3 separate regions of the Homo sapiens genome follow, and regions 1 and 3 are each linked to region 2. Evidence: read pairs that join two places in POLR2A ChIA-PET (ENCODE). Cell type or tissue: MCF 10A. All regions are shown on one strand.

What was found. ChIA-PET counts read pairs that join two places held together with the same protein. Peaks named below come from ENCODE experiments on the same cell type or tissue, not always from the same donor. Only the 100,000 strongest peaks of a DNase experiment are listed, where the experiment ranks them.
Region 1: POLR2A ChIA-PET joins it to region 2 with 6 read pairs; 1 of 35 experiments calls an interaction of 5 or more read pairs at or near these places.
Region 3: POLR2A ChIA-PET joins it to region 2 with 5 read pairs; 3 of 35 experiments call an interaction of 5 or more read pairs at or near these places.

What each region holds. Positions count from the first base shown.
Region 1 is chr6:159,699,628-159,703,627 of GRCh38, forward strand. It overlaps a transcript of SOD2 not described here. Among named protein-coding and RNA genes, the nearest start is that of SOD2, 8.4 kb to the left of the region's middle. In MCF 10A, no CTCF peak of the experiment used is centred here; DNase peaks (open chromatin) are centred at 1,014 and 2,114.
Region 2 is chr6:160,039,328-160,043,327 of GRCh38, forward strand. It overlaps IGF2R (insulin like growth factor 2 receptor), which reads left to right. Exons shown (of 48, transcript NM_000876.4): 11 at 1,233-1,397; 12 at 3,821-3,961. Among named protein-coding and RNA genes, the nearest start is that of AIRN, 34 kb to the left of the region's middle. In MCF 10A, a CTCF peak has its summit at 2,357; DNase peaks (open chromatin) are centred at 2,464, 2,984 and 3,754.
Region 3 is chr6:159,951,212-159,955,211 of GRCh38, forward strand. No RefSeq gene overlaps it. Among named protein-coding and RNA genes, the nearest start is that of IGF2R, 16 kb to the right of the region's middle. In MCF 10A, no CTCF peak of the experiment used is centred here; DNase peaks (open chromatin) are centred at 2,040 and 2,280.

The DNA.
Region 1 (4,000 bases), 340 kb before region 2:
ACTTCTAGTTCATATCCCAGGATTTGTCATGGAGTAAGATTGATTTCAGGTGCACAGTTCCAAGAATGACTCTCAAGGGCTACTCAAGCTACTAAAGAGTAGCCCAGACCACTGAGGGCTGTGAGCAAGCATAAGGATCTTGGCTGGCTGAATCTCTGGGCCAGCACAACCCAGGGGCTGCACTCCACACTGTACATCTACTCGGAGCAGCCAAAATAGGTACACAGGAGGAGTGGCCTCGCATACCACCCAGGTCCATGCCAGATTGTGGTCCACTGAGAACAGTATTGATATCACAGTATTTCTGGGAACCTATGTCCCATCTCAGGCAACTCCCAGGACTCAATCCATCTTGGCCTGCATCACCCTCCTCTCGTGCCAGCTTACATCTGCATTTACCCTCTGGTGAGAAATTAGATAAAATCGCATAAAATAAAACTTCATTTTCATGCTAAAGATATTTAGTTTGAGGAACTAGTCAGCTATATGTTGGTACACTAGAGGTGAGCCACTAAAAATGATCACTGTTCAGTTAGATGTGGACAAAACATATTTAAGAGTGGGACAATTATTAAACATTTAAGGGATCAGATTGGTTTCCAGGTGTCTTTAAATGCCACTCCACTTTAGAGAATTAATGGAAATTAGAGACAACACATTACTAGTGTGGTGATGCAGTAGCTCCAGTAATTTTCTGGTTCTTCATCTGAATTCATTTACATGGTTTAAGTTAAAATGCATTGTTGGCCAGGCGCGGTGGCTCACGCCTGTAATCCGAGCACTTTGGGAGGCCGAGGTGGGTGGATCACAAGGTCAGGCGATCGAGACCATCCTGGCTGACACAGCAAAACCCCATCTCCACTAAAAATACAAAAAATTAGCTGGGTGTGGTGGCAGGCGCCTGTAGTCCCAGCTACTCGGGAGGCTGAGGCAGGAGAATGGCATGAACCCAGGAGGCAGAGCTTGCAGTAAGCCAAGATTGCGTCACTGCACTCCAGTCTTGGTGACGTGCGAGACTCTGTCTCAAAAAAAAAAAAAAAAAATCAATGCATTGTTAACATGTGTGGCATGTTTTCCAACTCCCATTTTTTTGATGGCATGGATAAGACTTAGTCTCTAAGTACTAAATGAAGAACAAATATCTCTCTGAGTGCACTTTGAAAGTAATGCTTAAATGTCTGGTCTCTGGGACATAACATCTATCTTTGTTAAACTCTGACTTTTTACTGACCTGATTTTCATTTAGGTTCAGTCTAAGCTTTCCAAATCAAGCAGAGACCTAATTTTCTTAAGCTTCCCTGGAACACAATGTAGGATCTCGGCTTTTAGACTGAACTCTAGGAGACACAAATTCTCAGTGATGGGGTGGTCTCCAAAACCATGAGAAGGAGTCCACTTAAAGCAACTGTCAGGCAAGACAATATGTAAGATTTCCCTGTATTCCACCCACATGCCACCACTGTGAGCAATATAAATATAACCCCACACCTGCTTCCTCTCCAGGCCAATCCCTGGAGATTTGAGAAACCATGGTTAGCATGCTCAAAGATGAGCAGCAGCAGCAGAAGGCAAGACGCTAGAGAAGGCACCTGCCAGCTGCCAACATCTTTCTCCCTCTGTAGGCTGCTGGCCTGCTAGAGGCCTGTGATGAAGTTTTGACTTTAAATCACTTTCAGAGTTTTGCTTCTCACATGGGAGCATTTTGGATAGTGAATTGAGCCTGTGTTCTAACTTAAAGTGATTATAAGACTTTTTATTACTAAAGAACATATATTTTTTAAAAGGTCACGGGACCAAGCTGGGCGTGATAGCACATGCCTATAGTCCCAGCTACTTGGGAGGCTGAGGCCCGAGGATCACCTGAGCCCAGGAGTTCGAGGTTGCAGTGAGCCACGATCATGCCACTGCACTCCAGCCTGGTGACAGAGTGAGACCCTGTTTCAAAAAAAAAAAAAAAAAAAAGTCATGGGACCAGCATTTGATCCAGGGACGAAGGAAAAACAAGCCCATGAAGCAAATTTAATGACCTATTGGGCAATAAAGGAATATCACTTCATGATCTCATCCATGAGTCATTGTTACTGTTAATAGTCACACATCAGTGCTATGGTAGAATCTCAAAATCTCCCACATTTTTGGTATTTGAATGGTACCCAACATTTCCAGCTTGAATGTGGACTTTTCCCCAGCAATTTGTATATTCTATGAGTCATTTCAGTGGGGATTTTAGGAGAGAACCTGTGCTCATTCCCCTTCTTGCCAGAGGATCACCCACCCCGTCAGCCCAAGTGTGACCTTTACAGTTAGAAAGTGCTATACACAGCTGCTTTTCTCTCACTTTTTCCTAGAGAACAAGAACAAAATCTCCCTGCCTTGTATCTAAGGTTTTTCCTACTGAGAAAGAGACTTGTTATTCAGTTCAATGGTTTATGGGCATAAAATATGGATGCCCCAAATAAGGGACCTTACTTTATCATATAAATCTGATGAGCTTAAACATACTTTAGATTACATTCTCTGTAGTTAGTTGTGCCTTTATGCTGCTACGCATTTGTAGTGGCTAACACCTGTAATCCCGGTGCTTTGGGAGGCTGAGGCGGGAGGATCCCTTGAAGCCAGGAGTTCAAGACCAGCCTGGGCAGCAAAGCAAGACCCTGTCTGTATAAAATTTTTTTTTTTTTTTTCTTGAGACTGAGTCTCACTCTATCACCCAGGCTGGAGTGCAGTGGTGCAATCTCAGCTCACTGTAACCTCCGCCTCCCAGGTTGAAGTGATTCTTGTGCCTCAGCCTCCCTAGGAGCTGGGACTACAGACGTGCACTGCCACACCCAGCTAATTTTTGTATTTTAAGTAGATGGGGTTTCACCATGATGACCAGGCTGGTCTCAACCTCCCAACCTCAGACAATCTGCCCACCTCCGCGGCCTCCTGAAGTGCTGGGAATACAGGTGTGAGCCACCCTGCCCAGCCTATAAACAATTTTTTAAAACCTCAGCCAGCAGCAATACAGGGAAGCTCTATCTCTCCAAAAAAAAAAAAAAAAAAAAAAAAAGAAAGAAAGAAAGAAAGAAAAAAAAGCCAGGCATGGTGGTGTGCGCCTGTAGTCCCAGTTACTGAGAGGCTGAGGTGGGAGGATCACTTGAGCCCAGAAGGCAGAGGATGCAGTATGTTGTGATGGCACCACTGCACTCCAGCCTGGGCGACAGAGCAAGACCCTATCTCGAAAAAAAAAAAAAAAAAAAAAAAAGCCAGGTGTTGTGGTATTTGCCTATAGTCCCAGCTACTCAGGAGGCTAAGGTAGGACTGCTTAATCCCAGGGGTTCGAGGCTGCAGTGAGCTCTGATTGCACCACTGCACTCCAGTCTGGCCAACAGTGAAACCTCATCTTTAAAAAAAATGGCTTCCGGCCAGGCATGGTGGCTCACGCCTGTAATCCCAGCACTTTTGAAGGCCGAGGTGGGCAGATCACCTGAGGTTGGGAGTTCGAGACCAGCCTGACCAACATGGAGAGACCCCGTCTCTACAAAAAATACAAAATTAGCCAGGCGTGGTGGCGCATGCCTGTAATCCCAGCTACTTGGGAGGCTGAGGCAGGAGAATAGCTTGAACCCAGGAGATGGAGGTTGCAGTGGGCCAAGATTGCGCCATTGCACTCCAGCCTGGGCGACAAGAGTGAAGGGCTTCTGTTTTTGTATGTATGTATGGAAATTCTGTTGTGTGTGTTTCAAGGAGTGGACAAAGAAAGCAGCTTACTACATGGAAGTTGAGGCTTTACCTCTTTTTTTTTTTTTAAAGGAAGATTTAACAAGTTTCACTTAGTACAATACTTCTAAATGGAAATCACAAGGAAAGATTTAAACCAAAGCCTCAGAATTCCATACAAATGACATGACGAAACTCCTAAAGTATTAGTATTACATCTTAAAATTGTCCCATATGTTAAAAAAAAGTAAAAGTATACACTCAAGTGTACACTCACATGCCTTACAGGATATTAAAC
Region 2 (4,000 bases):
ACGATACTATAATCTTTTGAGGCTACCGTTTTATATGCAGTCTGTTGTTGACCAAATGTTGTTATGCAGCACGTAACTGTATAAAGAAAGTACTTAAACAGAGCCTGTTCTTCTGCAGCTTGCCTTTATGTAGCCGAGGTGCTGAGCTCAGTGCCTGGCTGAGATTGTGCTCACTACAGGTTTGCCGCTGTGGCTGGTATTATAATTATAGTGATGATAATATTAAAGATTGGATAGAAATTACAATTGAAATATCATTTGCTCTTGGTACAGAATCTTACTTCCTGTTTTCTTAGATCATTACCTAGCTTATGATACCAAACCTCAAGAAGGCAGATCACATGGTGGGAGGCTCAGACAAGGATTATGAAACCATCAGGGGTGGGAAAAGGAGTGTTGTGCCCACGGACCCCTAGCCTGGAAAGGTGCAGGGATAGGATTTCCAGCAAGGAGCAAGTCAGCAAAGCCTCTGAATCTCAGCGTCCATGGGATGGGGACGTGGCCTGTGAAGAGCTGGTTTTCAGACTTAGGCCTGAACTATTCCTGCTGATGGATGGGAAATCTGGGTGGCTCACTCTTGGTGGAAGAAGAGGCTTGATTTGAGGAGGGTGTTACAGACAGGTGCACTGACGGAACCACAGAATTTCAGCACTGTTTGGAGTTGTGCTGCTAACATTGTGGGGCTGGCATAGGACCTTGGCGTGCTTCACTGGGAGCGACTGACTATAGATGGCTTCCACTCTTGTTTTACTTTAGGGATGAGTCCCAGAGAACTTGTCTTGTTCACAGTCGCATCACTAAGTCAGCAGTGCACAGGGAACTAGAGCTCCATTTCTGTCCTCCTTTCTGTGAGTCCCCAGTGTCACCCAGAGATGTTCAGGAGCCTCTGGGAGCTGACCACAGCCCGGGAGCAGAGGATCCCACTCACTGCTCTTGCGTTCCTCCTGCCTGCCCTTTTAATCTTATCTTTGGAGATGCTGTACACAGCCTTCTGTCAATGTCTCCCAAGGTGAAAGGCATGCTGGCCTGCCATCGAGGACTTAGGGTTAAGCATCTGAAGCTTAATAGAAGCCTGTGTCAACTCAGATCCCCATGGTCTCTAAAAAAACCTGGACCTGAATTTTTTAACGGAGCAGTTGGCATTGGTCCTGTTCAGTTTCTTCCTTGCTCCTTAGCTGTTCCTCAATTTTGGTCACGTATGGAGTTTAAATTTCTCCTCTTGAATTGTGCAGGTAACGATGGGAAAGGAACTCCTGTATTCACAGGGGAGGTTGACTGCACCTACTTCTTCACATGGGACACGGAATACGCCTGTGTTAAGGAGAAGGAAGACCTCCTCTGCGGTGCCACCGACGGGAAGAAGCGCTATGACCTGTCCGCGCTGGTCCGCCATGCAGGTACTGCCCTCCTTGCCATGCGGGTCTTAGTCCACATGCTCATGGAACATTTTCCCATGAGTACTTTTGGAAATGCGGTTACTATTTTCTTTGTCAGTGGGTTGCGTCACAGCCCTCCCCCAGTTTTTTCATGTGGCTGTGTGAATTATTAGAAGGAGCATTGGACTGGGAGGTGAAATAACTGAATTTGAGACCAGCATTTTTGACCTTGTGTTTTCACCCTTTTACACACTGCCTCTCTTCCATCTCTGAGGTGGGATCTGCAGCCTCTGCCCCCTGGGGTTCTTCTGTTTGGATCCTCTAGGCAGATGGATGTGCACCTTGGGCTGCTGTTCACCGCTGCCTCAGCGTGCAGTGGGCTTGTACTCGAGGCTGAGCTTGCTGTTGCACGGCAGGCACCGGATGAGGTGCCAAGGAGGCAGCAGCGCCCCCCACAGCACAACCCCTGTCCTTGGGGGCCTGGAATTTAGCAGGAAACAGAGCAGGTGGAATAATAAGAATGGGAGTCTCAAGCAGGGATAATCTGATGGGGGGGATTTCTGGTTTTACCCTCTTGGCAGCTCAAATTAGGTGTACAGAAGCCAGTTGCCTCTGTAAGGGGGAGATGACCCGAAGCAGAGAGAATGACTTGCCTCATGTAATTACCACCCAGAACAGTCACAGAACTGCTGGCGGTATGTTCTCGCTCGTAAGTGGGAGTTGAACATTGAGAACACATGGGCACAGAGGGGAACAGCACACACCATGGCCTGTTTAGGGTTGGGGGTGAGGGGAGGGAACTTAGAGGATGGATCAGTAGGTGCAGCAAACCACCATGGCACATGTATACCTATGTAACAAACCTGCACGTTCTCCACATGTATCTTGTTTTTTTTTAAAGAAAAATAAAACTGCCAGGGTGACAGCACTGCTGCTCCTGTCTTCTGAGTCCCACCTGGTTTGCTAAATACCAGGTTAGAAAGAGGAATCCCTCTTGTGGAGTGTTTGAGAACCTGCCTCACTGTGAACCGCCTGGGCAGGGAGTGCTGGCAGTGCTGTTGTGGTTAAACACCCTGTGTGCTGCTGGGAACGGTGCCATAGTTAATTCTGGCACATGTGTGCTAGTGAAGACATTGGTTTTCTGTGAAGTGGAAAGAGTTCTAGCTGCAGAGTTGGAGACCTGGCTGAGGACTGGTGTTGCCGCATCCAACCACATTTGCTTGAGCGAGCTGCTCTCCAGGCCCGGGTTTCTTACGGTGAACTGGGTGGTGCTGTTAGATTCCTTAAGTTAACTTTTTTTTTTTTAAACATTACTGTGTATAAGAGACAACCTAGGATCTATGAGATAAGGAGAGATACATTTTTCAATCTACAGACTTCCTGACATAGCTCTGGTTTCTTGGAATCTGCAGTATTTCGTGGTATTTGTGCGTAGATAGCCCTAAGTAAATTATGAAGGGAGAGCTAAAACCATTCCTTACTGCTTGAAGAAGTCCCTTAAGACTTTACAGCCCACCTGGCTCCACCCCAGACTTCCAGTGTTTAGGGCAGGTCCTTGTTCACATGCACAGTCTTGTATGGTTTCTTTTAGGCTGTTGACATTGGAAAGTACTTCTCCAAATGTACTGTATCACCACTGATGAGTCATGGGGTTTTGCCTTCCAAACCCCAGTACCCAACCTGCAAAGGGAGCATTTTCAAATGAGAACGTGTATTTTTATATCTTTACCTCCTCCTTGACACACTTTGTAAGTTACTCCTTCAGCGACTGTTCGCCGTGTGGTTTGCTTTTTGTGGATGCCCTCGCCCTTGCTTGCTGTGCTGGTGACACTCAGCTGGTGCCCCCTCACGTCCTGCAGGTGCCTAATCAGTGTCTGATCACACTGACCAGCTCACCAGTCTTGTGAGTTCAGCGGCCACCTGTGGTACCTTGCTTGTCTTCTGTGGTAGCATGCATTGCATCCTGCACTCAGTCTGCAGATGTGTAAGAGGTTGCTGGTTTCTTTTAGCTTCACAGGCCTTCACAGGGGCCGAGCGGGGTGTATTAGCAATGGTGTTAAGCGGGGTGTACTAGCAATGATGTACCACTCTACTGCGTCCCAAGACACAGGCTGGCTTCTTGATTTGGGTTTTCAGTTTCTAATTTCATACTGTGGGGCTTGGGAGAATTTTGCCGTTCAGTTCTCTGTCCCCCAGTTGGGCCTACTCTTCTGAAGAAGTATTGGGATGTAGTTTGTTTCTGTCACATTAAATGAGAAACCTGAGAATCTCGGTGAATTTTTGTGCTTTCAGTCTGCCCGGGTTCCAGAAACAGCGCTGGGGATTGAGTGACGAAGTGGTTTGGGAACTTTGAGCCCTTGACTTTTGGCTTAATCACTATTTATTCTGTGACTCAGAGAAATCAGCATTGCTTTTGGCTAAAATACACTTTTGTTTTGTTACAGAACCAGAGCAGAATTGGGAAGCTGTGGATGGCAGTCAGACGGAAACAGAGAAGAAGCATTTTTTCATTAATATTTGTCACAGAGTGCTGCAGGAAGGCAAGGCACGAGGGTGTCCCGAGGACGCGGCAGTGTGTGCAGTGGGTGAGTTGTGCCTGGATGGAAGATCTAGGTGATGCTTTT
Region 3 (4,000 bases), 88 kb before region 2:
AAAAAGTGCCATCCACCCCCTTTCTGGGATCTTCTGTCTTCCCGTGGAGTCTGAGGAGTCGTGGACAGGTAGCTTCCTCTCAGGCCTAAAGCTCGGCTTTCTTTTGCATTGCATGACCTGATCTCTTTGGCTTCTAGGGTACCAGGGATCACTTTGTACTGTGAGAGAACCACCTTTGTGTGTTCGTATTCAGGGCAACTTGAAGCTATGCTCCTGGGTGTCCATTCTCAACCATTGTGCTTGAATAAACTTTTAAAACCAGATTCTGACCTTTTTGATTATTTTAGGCTGATACCTCTGAAGACGTGCACTGCCCTGCAAGACATACATTATTATTGGGGCAACTTTGTTAGTCCTCTTCATCCCAGTCGGGAGAGCCCCTTCGGGACCACTGGCCCCCAAGCTACTGTAGCCATGTCCTTGCCGCCCTGATCCCCGCACCCTGCGAAGCTTCTCTCAAGCCCATCTACCAGAGCATGTACCTCAGGACTGCTGCTACCCAACCACTCAGGTGCCCTGTGGGCCTGGGAATTCTCTTTCGGTTTTGCAGCTTCAATGGCTAAGCGCTCTTGAGTTTTCCTGAAGTTTCTGTCTGGTGTTTATGCTCCTCACTCAGCCCTGGAAGGTAAGGGGCTGGACTCCTTCCCCGGGACCTTCCTGTATCCACACTCCGAATGTCCCTCAGGATCCCTCATCACACTTACAGGATGCACGCTGCCTTTCGGGTGGAAAATGGCTCTGATCTTTATACACATTTCCCACTCTGAAGGTGGAGTTTCCCCATTCCCCAGGGGGATGTGTAACTCTCTGCACTTTCCTGCTGGGAGTTAAACACTGCTTCTGTCGTTTCCCCTCCTCCTGCCCAACCTTCTTCCCCAGGAAGTTTACTTCCACAAGCACCTTCATCTTCTGTTCTAGGGGGATTTTGGAGCATTTGGGGCCCTCGGGTGATGGATTGGAAAGTCTTGAGGCACAGGCTGAGTCAACTAAAACCAGTGGATTGTCAGACAACAGGCCAGGCATCCTCCCCAACAGCAGCTAGAAGTGGGTCTCTGCCAGCCGGTTCCTTCACTCCTTTCAAACACGGGGCTGCCTGACCCTGGCTCTGCGCTCTCTCAATCTTTTGCTTTCCTCTAGAACAGACCTCTTCCTCCCATCCTCCTCCTGTACCAGTGCTAGGAGCAGCAAACCTGCTCTGTGAATCTGCATCTGAATCTTCTTACCTGGCCTTGAGGCTTGTGGCTTCTGGGCCGAATACCAAGTATTTGCCAACACTCAGGGGCCCTCGGGTTACAAGTGAAGGACTTTGGGGCAGCGTGGGATTGAAGAGCTGAGCGGGGAAATTCACTGACAAAAGCTTTGAAAACCTGATTCTAAAGCATCCAAACACTATAAAATGTGCCCGGAGGCTGCAGTGTAGGTGCAGCATAGAGAAAGGCAGAAGGTCATCAGGAGGCTGGAGCTGATGGGGACCTGGCCTGGGGGCGGCTTTGGAGTCTGGAAAGATCAGAACTATAATGAATTGTTTTGGATGCGGAGACTCTGGTGTCCTGTGTGTGCTCTAAGTTAAGGACCTTATTCATCATTTCAAGGACCTCGGAGACTAGTTCTGCATATTTGTGGGATTTATAAATCCTGTTTCAGTCTGTACACCTTTTTCGACCTTTCAGGGTCATCGGCTTTTGTTTTTGTTCTGCCAAGGACTAGCCAGGCCACAGAAATCTTGATGAATGGCAACAGCAAGGCAAAGAAAGCAGCTGTCTTCTATCGACACACCCAGGATCCACCTTGTCTCCTGAACAGTCATCCCCACGGGGAGACCCCCAGAAGGGGTTCCACTTACAAATGATTAAACAGTTAATGACACCTGGGAGTGTGCATTTGCTATTCATTTGTAAAATGGGTCTGATTTCTCTCCTAGCCTAAAGCTGGCAAGTTCCAGTGATGGGAACCCCTGAGCCTGATTCGCCATGGCAGAGGCCACACAAGCTGCCTTCCTCATTCACCAAAAAGGCGAGATTTGCTGGAGGGACGCCAAGGTCAGTGGGGGGACACACTCCCGGTGCCATGTGCCTCCCGCCAAGATTTCCTGTCCCTTTGATGGCAAATCTGCCCCCGTCGTGTGAACAATCACACCATCTGCATGGAGTCTGTGGGACAGAAAATGTACAGCAATAATCCATATATAATGAGTCCCCCTTCACTGCCCCCAGCCTTTGCAACTTCCGTGACCACAATTCCTATAGTACACTCTTGGGAAACAGGAAATCCTTGTAAGAGCTGCACAGTAATCACACTGGAGCTATTTCACAAACTCAAGAACTGAATTGCTTAACAGCAAAGCACAGCTTTTTTTTTTTTAAGGTGCAAAATCAAACGCAGAGCCCAGGGGCAGTTAGAAACAGCTGCCTTTCAGGGACCATTTTCTGGAGTAGCAGCCTGTAACCAAAGACTTTTTTTTAACCTAATGAGATTGATACTTCCATGAGAGTGTCTATAGGCCTGGCATGGTGGGAAGACGTTGTTCCTGCTTGTTTGGCAACAGTTATTTTTTAGGACAGTTGGCAGGACCGACTTAAACAGACCTGTCAGAAAAATGTATCATAAAATCAAAGGGCACCCTCTTGCTGCTCAAATGGTTTTCTCACAAAGATAACGAGGGTGGTGGAGTGACTTATGGATATGGTGAGATGATGTCAAGTGATGCTAAGTGCAGGTAGCCACAGAAGCATCCAGGTCCGAGGTTCCCAAACCTTTTGGTTTCAGCACCACTTTGCACTCTTAAAATCAAAGAGATTTTTTAAAATGTGAGTTGTATCTGTTGATATTTACCATAGTCAAGATTATAATGGAGAAAATATAAACACACAGGAATACTCAAGCCTGTGTGCCATTAGCGGAGAGGTGACATCATTACACATCAGATTGCCTCTGGGAAACAACACTGCTCACATACGTGCAAATGACAGTGAAGAAAGCGAAAGGTGTCTTGCAGTATTATAAAAATAGCTTTGACCTCACAGATGCTTTGAAAGGGTCCCATGGCCCCTGAGGGTCCCCAGAGCACACTTTCCTATGTCAGTCAGCATCCAGCACTCCAGGCTGGGCAACATAGTGAAATGCCATCTCTGAAAGAAAAAAAAAATTAGCTGGGCGTGGTGGCACACAACTGTAATTTCAGCTACTTGGGAGGCTGAGGTGAGAGGATACCTTGAGCCAAGGAGTTTGAGGCTGCAGTGAGCTATGATTGCACCACAGCCTTCCAGCCTGGGTGACAGACTGAGACTCTCTCTAAAAAATAATAATAGTAACTTTTAAAAATATATTTTAAAAACTCAAACATCTAGCACATGAATGTTGTTACATGCTTGGCCTTGTACTAGGTCCTGGGGAAGACACACAAAATAATATGATGTAGGGACCAAAAAGAATATAAAATGTAGCCCCTGCCTTTGAGCACACTGAAATAAATGCAAAAAATGGAAAACTGCCTAGTGATGCAAGCTGGTATACAGTAAGTGCCAAATGAGAGTCAGAGCTAAGGTGTATCCCTGGCATTTGGAATAGCAGTCCCTAGGGCCTAAGTGGGGCAAGCCAGGTGTCTTGGAGAAGGACAGTTTTGTGCTGGGCTTGAAGGAAAGATAGTTGGTTTATGGGAAAGAATGGAATTGGCATCAGAAACTAGGATTCCCCTGGGTCCCAGTTCTGTCATTAATCAAACGTGTGAACTGGAGCCCATTATGACTTCCCCGGGTGCAAAAGCAGCTGTGACATTTCCAGGTTGCTGATCCTAGCTTGAGTTCACCCCTCTCCCTGGCAGACGGCTTGCTGTCTCTTTGCTCACTCATGGTCCAATGTGTACCTCCCCAGGGCCCTGCATACCTCCCCAAGAGTGGCATGTCCCACCCTTGAACTCAATGCCGCGGCCATTAGCACTGGATAAGCACAAACTCCTGACAGATACACACTTCCCATTGTTTCCACACTGAGTGGTCCTCTC